Linked DNA regions of Homo sapiens: region 1 is linked to region 2. Evidence: chromatin loops called from intact Hi-C (ENCODE). Cell type or tissue: endothelial cell of umbilical vein. All regions are shown on one strand. Each heading gives the region's core, and the rest is flanking DNA. Links, peaks and the distances in the headings are about the cores only. Region 1 overlaps DNAJC15 (DnaJ heat shock protein family (Hsp40) member C15). Region 2 overlaps ENOX1 (ecto-NOX disulfide-thiol exchanger 1).

What was found. Peaks named below come from ENCODE experiments on the same cell type or tissue, not always from the same donor. Only the 100,000 strongest peaks of a DNase experiment are listed, where the experiment ranks them.
Region 1: a loop joins it to region 2, with 2.2 times the contacts of the local background. A loop is called at or near these places in 2 of 110 quality-filtered maps.

Annotation. Positions count from the first base shown.
Region 1 is chr13:43,093,437-43,098,820 of GRCh38, forward strand. The region is part of intron 5 of DNAJC15 (DnaJ heat shock protein family (Hsp40) member C15); the gene reads left to right. Among named protein-coding and RNA genes, the nearest start is that of LINC00400, 17 kb to the right of the region's middle. In endothelial cell of umbilical vein, for the core only: no CTCF peak of the experiment used is centred there; DNase peaks (open chromatin) are centred at 2,545 and 2,605; H3K27ac peaks cover 1,712 bases.
Region 2 is chr13:43,362,199-43,367,582 of GRCh38, forward strand. All of the region lies in intron 5 of ENOX1 (ecto-NOX disulfide-thiol exchanger 1), which reads right to left. Among named protein-coding and RNA genes, the nearest start is that of ENOX1-AS2, 84 kb to the right of the region's middle. In endothelial cell of umbilical vein, for the core only: no CTCF peak of the experiment used is centred there; DNase peaks (open chromatin) are centred at 1,493 and 2,203; H3K27ac peaks cover 2,988 bases.

The sequences.
Region 1 (5,384 bases), core at 176-5,175, 270 kb before region 2:
GTCTTGTTCCATTGCCCAGGCTAGAGTGCAGTGGTGTGATCACAGCTCACTTCAGCCTCGGCCTCTCAGACTCAAGCAGTCCTCTTACCCTAGCCTCTCAAGTACTTGGGACAATAGGTGTGTGCCAACATACCCAGCTAATTTTTTATTTTTATCTTTGTAGAAATGGACTCTCACTATGTTGTCCAGTCTGGTCCCTAACTCCTGGACTCAAGCCGTCCTGCCACCTTGGCCTCTCAAAGTGCTGGGATTACAGGCATGAGCCACTGTGCTGGCCTAAAACTGAGAAAGTTTAAATATATTTACCTATTAATTCATTTTAAAATATTAAACTTCTTATATATTAGTATAGATAACATAATCTTTATAAAAATATATCTTTTCCACAATAAAATTTTTGAAGACTAATGAGTAAAGTGACATTGTTTTACATTTTTGCACATCTCTTTTAATGTCTGGCTTAACAGAAAATACCCTGATATAAATATCAACCTCTACATTCATTCTGTTGTGATATGTTGTTTTGTTTAAATGTATGAAGAAAATACGACTTCACACAAATAGGTAGTTGGGAAAGGAAAGAGTATTTTATTCATCTTTTCAAATAATTGCAGATATTCTTCCTTGCTATTAAACCAGAACTCAACAAGTGGTAGCTTCTTAAAGATTAGTTGCATTTTGGAACCTGAAACCATGCCAATGAACTTTCAAGGTCTATTATATTAAAATCTATTGGTCTATCTTTTACTTTGAATTTTTTTTTCCCATCTGTGATTTTGTAACGTCATTCATTGGTCAAATACTGCTTCACTGAGAGTTACAAATCATCCAAATGTTGATGTATTTCATTTTATCAGTATTTCTAAAGATGTGGTCCCCACACTGTCAGCAGCTTCCCCTGGGCAATTGTTAGACATGCAGACTCTTAGGTTCCACCCTAGACCTACTTAATCAGAAAACCTGGGGTTGGGGCCCAGCATTTTGTGTGTTACGAAGCCCTCCAGTTGATTCTAATGTACACTAATGTTTGAGAATCACCGCTCTAAGGGTTCCAGCTGGGTTTCTGGGGTGTTCAGTGGGGTCCCTATGCGTGGCAGGTTCTGATCTCTAATCGCAGTCTCCTTAGCATTTTGAAACTTCCAAAAACTTTACTATGCTTTTCAGAAGCTTCTTGCTTTTTTCAGAAACTTTCTACTTTGCTTCTACCCTGTACAAGTTCAGAATTTGGTATATACTTAGAGGGAAAAATCAGCTGTGTATCAGGCTCTATTTTCAAACTTGCCTTTTTCAGTTGAGTTCTAAATCTTTGAGTCTACAATTTTTGTCTTAGCAGCTTGTGAGACTGCAAGAAGCCTTGCCTGCCCCCAGCAGCAGCCTTCTTGTGTCCATTGCCCATACTTCTAATTTCTTGCGTTCCACCAAGAATCATCAAATAATCTAAGGGAAAAAGCAATTTCAGAATGTCATTTTACCTCTAAATTTCCTCCCCTTCCGGAATCTTTGGACCCTCAAGCCATAGTTTTCTTAGAAGTTTCCCTGTAACACTAATTCAACAGGTGGGGTTTTTTAGTGGTTGTTTCATTTTTGTAGTGAGTTTTGACTGGCTTTTTTTAGTTGCTTTTAGTGTGAGCATCTAACACACTACTCCATCATAACCAAAAGCAAAAGTACAGAAAGTTACTTTTGAGACAGTATGACAAATTAATTGGCTAGCCAGTCATCCAGGAGGCTGGTACAGTAATATGAGTGAGAAATAATGATGACCTAGCTTAGGAGGGAGACAAGAAAGTGAATTTGAGATATGTTTTAGAAACAGAAGCAACAGTTACTGCTGCTTGATTTGATACAGGAAATTTAGTATTTCCCCTTGATTTCTGAGTCAAAAAATTAGGTAGATGGTGGAGCTATTTACTGAAATGGGGATGATCTAGAGTGGACAGGTGATTGTAAACAGGTTTAGGAGAAAAGAAATACTGTGTTGATGTTAAATGAATTAGTCAGTAGATTGTCCAAGTGGAAATAGAGAATAGGAATTGAATAAATGACTCTAGAGTTCAGAGAAGCAGACTGGACTTAAGAATCATCAATATAAGATGGTGTTGAAACCAACCTTAAGAGGTCATGGAAAGTGAAAGTATGGATAAGAAATAGGAGGAAAAAACCCCGAGGATCCAGGTCTAAGGAACCAAACACTTATAGATCAAGTTAGAAAAGGGGAAATCATCAAAGGAGACAGAAGGAAAAAAATGTAAGGAGAAAATGATACCATAGAAGCTAAGAAAGGAATATATTTAAGGGAACCAAGTGATCAACTGGGCTGAATGCTGCTATGAGAACCATTAAAATAAGGATAGAGAGGAGGGTCCAGAGTATTTTTTCCACACTGGAAGACTTTGATGACCTTAAAAAACAGTTTTAATTGGTGCAGGGCTAAGGAATGAAAAGATGCGGAAGTTGAGTTAGCTTATATACACAACTATTTTGAGAAGTTTTGTGAGGAAGAGGAGGAGAGAAATGGAATATTGTCTGCAACAGAGGGATGAGTCATTAAGGGAAAAATGCTGTTTTTTGTTTTATTTTGCTTTTTACTTTTTTTTTTAATTATAAAAGCTTGTTGAGTAATTTTTAGCAGGTTTGTTTGTCAGTGGAAATGATCGAGAGAAGGTGATTTAGAAGAGATTAAATTTTGGGGGAAATAAATGTAATGTTTTAAGTCTCAAAAGTCAATTGTATAACTGTGGGACAGAGATTTGGCAGTGTTTCACATGGAAAAGAGCCATGGGACATGTATTTGATCTCAAGGCCTGTAAGATTCAACAGCATAAAAGCTGCTAAAAATTTTATGCAGTCCTAAGCTGCATAAAGGACACATAGTATCTTTATTAAAGACCAAATATTACTGCAATCCTCTATTTATTTGTTATGCATTCATTCAATTAATATTTATCCAGCTGTACTGAGCTAGGCATTTAGATCTTATCTAGAATTTTGTGTCTGTTTCTGGATCCCAGATTTTTTATGGATACTGACAAACCAAATAGTATTCAGAGGAAATTGAACAGGATCATGAGGTGTCTGGAAACAATGTCATATGAGCAATTATTCATTCAACAAAATTTACTGAGTACTTAATGTAAGCCAGATAATGCACTAGATACTGAAGAAGATAACCAAAGACCTTGCTGTTAGGAATCTTATATTCCACTGTGAGAGACAATAGTAGATAGGTAATTGGTAGTTTAAAAATGGCCACAGATTCTTCATAGCTCCTCCCATCAAGAGGTGGTCTGATTTTTCACCCTTTGTATTCAGGTTGGCCTTTGTCATTTGTTTTGACCAATAGAATATAGCAAAAAATGACATGTGATTTCTGAACCTAGGCCTCAAGAAGCATTGCAGCTTCAGCTCTTACCTTCTTAGATCCTTGAGTCCACCAAGTGAAGAAGACTAAGCTCTCCTCCTGACGGAAGAAACACCAAGTAGAGAGAGGCCTAGCTATCCCAGCTTAGGCCCTAGTGAGGCCATCCTGGACTACCCAGCTCAGAATAACCACCCTACCAATCCACAGAAAAGTGAGAAATAAAAAGAACATTGTTGCTTTTCGCCACTAAGTTTTGGGGTGGTTTGTTATGCAGAAAAGGCTGATATAAAAAATGCCCATGATGTCATGGATCATAAGTGCTTTGAAGAAAAAGCAGAGCATGAGGTAGAGAATGGCAGCTGGAGGGGAGGCGGATGCTGATTTACTTATAGCCTTCTTAGAAATTCTCTCTAAGGAGATAATATTTGAGCAGAGACCTAAGGCAGTAAGTCATGCAAAATGAAGAAAGAATATTTCAGGCTGAAGAAACACCAAGTGCATAGGTCCTGAAACGAGAACATATGGTTTGTTTCTGGAATTATAAGCAGATCAGCTGGAGCATAGGAAGCAAAAGGGAGAGTGGTAGGAAATACAATTGGAGAGGAAGCCCAAGGCTAAATGATAGAGTGGCTTGCAAGCCATACTACAAACTTCAGGTTTTACTGTTGGGCATTATGGGAATGCTATTACCTGTTATGCAGTATTAGGAAGACTATTTTGGCAGCTATGAAGCAAATAGGGAGTCAAGAGTGGAAGCAAGGCAGTCACTAGAGAAAACTGTAGTAATCCAAGAGAATGATACTGTTTTGGATGAGGGTTGTTGTAGTAGAGGAGGTAAAGGGGAAAAAAAAAGGTCTAGGCCCGGTACGGTGGCTCATTCCTGTAATCCCAGCACTTTGGGAGGCTGAGGCGGGGAGATCACCTGAGGTCGGGAGTTCGAGACCAGCCTGACCAACATGGAGAAACCCCATCTCTATTAAAAATACAAAATTAGCCGGGCGTGGTGGCACATGCCTGTAATCCCAGCTACTCAGGAGGCTGAGGCAGGAGAATCACTTGAACCCGGGAGGCAGAGGTTGCGGTGAGCCAAGATCTAGCCATTGCACTCTAGCCTGGGCAACAAGAGCAAAACTCCATCTCAAAAAAAGAAAGGTCTAATTCAAAATATATTTTGAAGGAACACCCAACAAAGCTTATGAATCAGGGGTAAGAAAAAATGAGGAAAGATCACTCCTGGGTTTTTGGCCAAAGCAGTGGTTAGAGAAAAAGAAAATTTGCTATACTGAGAAACTTAGAGGGGATCTATGCAATATCAAATACTTAAAATGTGGCATGTATATGTGAAGTCCCTCTTGTATGCCTCTATGAGGACAGAATTATGTTCACTGAGAAGAAACTCTAAGCAGTGAAAATTTGACCCCTATAAGGAAGACTTTTCTTCTAGCTGGAACGTAAGACATCAGTCAGCTAGTAATTATTGAGGCTTTCTGGAAGTTGGTAGAACAGGGTACTTTCTAGGCACTGAAGCTACAGCAGTGGAAAAAGTGATGTGCAGATAGAGGCAGCAAAGGTAATTTGATTGAAAACTACTAGAGAGCAACTTATTAGGGATGTCATAGAAGGAATATATTTATTGGGTAAGAGGTAGAACCTCTTCAGACCCTTCCAACTCTGGGTTTCTGTGATTCTCTAATGATCTGATAAACCGAATCAGACTCAAATATTTTTCTTCAGATCCCCTTGTCTCTACATTATTTAATGCTATATTGAGATACCATACCATACAATTCAATTCATCCATTTAAGGTATACAGTTCAGTAGTTCTGGTATATTCTCAGACATGTGCAAACATCGCACTCAATTTTGGAACATTTTGATCACCTCAGGAAGAAACCCCTTTAGCTATTGTCCCCTCATCTTCCTGTTCTCAGTTCAGTTTCATTGATCAGTCTGTCTGTCCTTGTCCTAGTACCACACTGTCTTGATTACTGTTGCTTTGTAGTAAGTTTTAATATTGTGAAA
Region 2 (5,384 bases), core at 232-5,231:
AGAAAGTGTGCAAAACAAATGGGTTTTCCAGCTTTTTTTTTTTTTAGTGTGATAATGAAGCAAGTGATTTCAAAGGTGGCATACAGACACTAATAAGTAAGACCTTTCTAACAGCAGGGGCTATGAAAATACTATACTGAGTAGCCACAAGGGGATCCCGTTCATGAGGGTTTCCCTGTTGGCAGAAAAGTCTCATGGGTGGCGTGAAAATGTTCCCAGATAGACAGGCCAGGATAGATCATGGTGCCCTCCTCTACTCTGCAAGGATGAAACTTCCTTCTTGTCTCATACCATCCTATCTTCTTCTCCCTCCTCATCTTACATCACTTCCAGTCTTCCTTCCTGCCCGCCACCCCTGCCCCCGACAACCCCTTTGTACAGTTCTCCTGTACAGCCTGTGCCTTAGGCCTCCGCATGGCCTCACTCTTCGCTTACCTGTGCTGAAAGGCTGGAGGAGCCCAGAAGCAGATGTAAGAATAACCACACGCTTTGTTTACTAAGAAGCTCCAGAGAATACAGAAGGTCTAGCAAAAGCGTTTCCTTTCTGGGAAAAGGTTTACAGATTCCGCCAGCTACTTTGGACATTTCCACTCCTCCTCTGGGCTGAACAGAATAAACAATGTGATTCTGATCTATAACCCCAAGAGGACTGCTGTCCCATTTATTAAAAACTCCATTTAATTTCATAGTGTATCAGTGTGACTTCAGTAAAAGGAGGATTTTTTTTTAAAAGAAAAGAACCCTAAATATAAATGACAAATAAGCATTTTCTTTCAAAGTAGTCACCCTGACATTCTAGGTACTTCCTCTACAATTATGGCTCTCAGTTTCTTCATCTGTAATATGGTACTGTTTGACTGGATTATCTCTTGGAGTGCTAGAATTCCAAGACTCCAGGATTCCATGCTGATGTTGCTCAGTACAAACTGACACACAAAAGACTTAAAGTTTTATAAGTGACAGAGATGACTCTGTTTATTCTGTCAATCATCAGAAAGTTTCACAAGTATGATTTCCATTTTACAGAAAAGAAAGTAAGGCTTAAAGTACTTAAGTAAAACTTCTAACATTCCAAATCAAACAGATGGCAGAGTCAGAATGAGGGCCCAGGTCTTTGCCTCAGTATTTAAACATGTATTAAATGTGACTATTTCAAAGTTTCCATCTAGAATGACCCAACATGATTACTCATCTAATACATGCCACTACTTCTTAAAATGTACTTTACCCTTAAAAAAATCAAGATGGGTCCTGCCGATCAATTCTAAAGAAGTTCCAGAACAGAATGGTTTTCAACATCATCATCATTAAAATAACATATTGGCCTCCAAGGTGAATATATTAGAAAAAGAAATATTGGCAATGGGAATATTGGCATGCTTGTGCTTTTATTTAATCTCATTCCGTACATCGGCTTCATCTGTTTTTTTCCTGGCCTGGCCCTCGCTATTATTTGCCAACACAGGATGATTTAAGGCTGAAACCACTCAGGACTGCAAACCCTGAAATGAGAGCCCTGTGAATTATAATCAGCAGATGTTTCCCACAAATGAGAAGAGAAGCCCAGTGCTTGCATTCTCTTTAGTTGTTAACAGACTTCTGTTTTCTTTCTGAAGGCTAAGTAAATAAATATATGTCCAGAAATGGGGACAGAAGATACCACTCTTGTACAACGTATTTTAATATACAGCAAGAGTTGCTTTGCTTTTTTCTGAGACATCAGTATGAGGAGACTATGAGGTTTAATGAAATCTGCATGGCAAGTGCAGTAGCTTGAAAAGAGCTTAGAAAGGAATTAACACGTAAATTATGTTGGACCTGAAAGGATTGGAGATTCAGTATTTGAGAGGAGAAAGTAAGGAAGGATTAGACTTTAAGAAAAAAAAAGAACCCATTACTTTTTTAACAATATATGTAAAGATGGAAATTGTTTTCTCTAACAGCACAGGAGCATATGATGTACTCGCTCATTAAAGCAAACGCACAAACTGAAAATCGAGGAAGACACAAACACAGGAAGACAAAGGGGAGAAGGCAGCGCAACCCGAAGAATCAGTTCCATGCCCTGTTAGGAAAAGCTGCCCCTGTGAGCTTCAGAGATAATGAGTTGTAATTCTACTCAGCGCAAAGAGGAGGACTGCTTAAATCACAGCAAGAAAGAATCCAATTACGTATACAGTAGAACTTTATCACAACTGTACTGAAATGACAGGAAGGAAGGGTTATTCATCACAGACCGTGGCCCTGTCTGGCTCCTCTCTGTGTTGCCGGCTCCAAGCAGAGACTGGCCACAGCCAAGGCTCGGCAAAGGTTTCTTTTTGGTTGTCTGTTCCCAGTTGGACGAGATGAAAACAAACAAAAAAAAATCCTGTTTACTGATTCACAGGCCAGTGTTTTATCAATTGGATGAGCATTTTTCAGAAGGCAGGTTGGGGCTTTGTGTTCAGGATTTTAGAGGCATGGCAGTTGAATTAATTAAAGCACTCATTCATTTGAATTAAAGATCCATTCAGCATTTCCTGGGCACGTATGACTGCCAGGATCTGGAGTTACAGAGGTAACAGTAGTAAGTTCCCCACTTGAGTTTGAGGAGAGGATAAAGGATGGGAACCAAACTCAGCAAAAGAGTCGGGACACATGAGCTGAGGCTCAGAGGACACAGAGAGAGTCCAGGAAGGGAATTGCTGGGAGAGAGCCTGGTAGGCCTGGGGAATTCCAAACAATTTTTCATGGCTCTTTCATGGTGTGCATCTGGCAGTGTGGCCACAATGTCTGGAGAGACTGCAGGAATTAGATCAGATCAGAGAGACCCTGCTGTTCAAGCTAGTGAATTTCAACTTTGCTCTCCCTGGAACTCAGAGTCAGAGATGCACCCTGCCAGGCCAGGGCTCCGGTGCCTGGGCCGCCCTTCCTCACTTCTTCTCTCTTTGTCTGCTGCCCGCTAGCCATGCCTTGCTCCTTTTCTGCCCTTTCTAGTCAATGCCTCAGTTAAGAGTCTCATATTTGAGATGAGAACTAGATTTCATTTGAAAGAAAGGCAGTTGAGGCCTCTTGCCAGGCAAGGCTGGGCATACTAACTAGGTTAGGTGTGGGCAGGGAGGAGGGACAGAGAGAAGTTGTCAGTACTAGGAACAAGTCTGGTCTGGAAGGAAGAACATAGCGTTTTAAGAAAATAATAAGAGAAAGAGGCAGTAATCAGGCTAAATGGCTGCATTACAGGTGTAGTCCTGGGCTGAGGGTGTCCTGACAAAGTGGCTGAACACAGAGATTATTAGCGCAGATAAAACACAGGTCCAGGTGGGGCAGCTGCCCAGAGGACTCTGTCTACAGGTCACAGGGCCTGCACCCCCTGGTCCAGGGTTCAGACCCAGCCCAGGGGAAATAAAGTTTGCAGGAACATCATGGAGTCATAAGTTGAGAAATACTAGGCCAATTGGCAGGTTACCTAAGCCAGGATTCAGGCAGGAGAAGCAAGACAGGATTCAGACAACAAAATAGAAGCCTGGGGTTTGGGGAAGGAGATAGACCCCTCAGTTATCAGATACGGAGCACAGGTCACAGCCTGACCAGCATAAAGCCTGCTTGGATGCTGAGTCTTAGAATGCAGGGCTCCAGAGCCCCCTTCCTCCCGCCTGACGCCAGATGGACCCTCAAGTCCAGGGACAGAGTAAGTGTGTGGGGCCAGGTCCCAGGACTTGTGCAGGGCACAGAGACAGGCTGGAAGGGCTCTAACAAACATGCAATTGTGCTGCTTCTTTTTCCAGAATTACTGGGTTAAAATTACTGACCTATCATCACTCTGCAGAGAAGCCACGTGATACCTGAAGACATTCTGTTTACCAGAAGTTTCCAGTGGAGAAACTTTTTCAGAAGTCTCCTATTGCAATTGACAAGTCTTGTTGTTCTATAATGTCATTGAATTTGTAAACTATTAAAGTAATGCTCTTTTTCATTCCATGTTTTCTTTTTTCAAGCATTCTTAAAAAACTGTTTTGTGAACAGCAGAGGAAAAGTGAACATTTTAAAAAAGGTGATCTTAAAGTCAAGGGATCTGGCACAGCTGGATGACCTAAGGCTGACCAGCTTTTTTTTTTTGACATGAGTGTTGCACTGTCATCCAGGCTGGAGTACAATGGCACAATCTCAGCTCACTGCAAGCTCCGCCTCCTGGGTTCATGCCATTCTCCTGCCTCAGCCTCCTGAGTAGCTGGGACTACAGGCGCCCGCCACCATGCCTGGCTAATTTTTTTTGTATTTTTAGTAGAGACGGGGTTTCACCGTGTTAGCCAGGATGGTCTCGATCTCCTGACCTCGTGATCTGCCTGCCTTGGCCTCCCAAAGTGCTGGGATTACAGGCATAAGCCACTGCACCTGGCCAGCTGACTGGCTTTTTAACCTCTCTGGGCTTCAGTGTCTTCACCAGGGGAAGGAGAACATGAATACTAGATAGACATACTGGTCTTCATGGTCATCCAAGAAGAACACCTGGGTGAAGGCAGTATATCAAAGTGTGGAGACCTCAAGTCTGCAGTCATGCACTGGCTGTATGACTTTGGGAAATTTAACTAATCATTCTAAGCCTCATTTATAATATCTGTAAAATGAAGAGAATAATATTTACCTTTTAATGTTCTTGTGAGGATTAAATGGGATTAATAAAACAAAACCAAAGTGTTCAGCATAATGTCCAGCACATGGTAAATACTCAATAAATGGTAGCAATTACATACAGCATTAATAAACATTAATATTATATAGAATATTTACATAACCTTATATAAATATGTTAGTAACATAGCAGACACACAATCATAATGATGATTACAAAGTCTTTCATTTGACAAACATATGAGTGCCTACTAGGTGTTGAGTGTTTTGCTAGGTACTCTGCATTCAAAGACATTGCAATGTTCTTCCTTCACAGATGTGGAAATCTAGTGACTGAAACAACTTAGCAGAAAATACCAATACAGTAATGACACTTATTTTGAGACATTTAAATAAAAGGTGCTATGAAAACACTGAAAAGGGGACATCTAAACCCGTCTGGCATAGGGTTTGTAAGAGTTGACTTGTGTCCCCCCAAAAGATATGTTAATTATTATTATACTTTTAACATAAGTCCTAATCCCCCATACCTATGAATGTGACTTTATTTAGAAATACTGTGTTTGCAGATGTAATCAAGATAAGATTAGGTCATACTGGATTAGGGTAGGCATGATCTAATATGACTGCTGTCCTTATAAGATGAGGAGAAAAGACACAGACACACAGGGAGAATGCAATATGATGACTGGAGAGATGCACCTGCAAGTCAAGGATCACCCAGGATAGCCGGCAAACACCAGAAGCTAAGAGAAAGACATGAAACTGATTCTTCC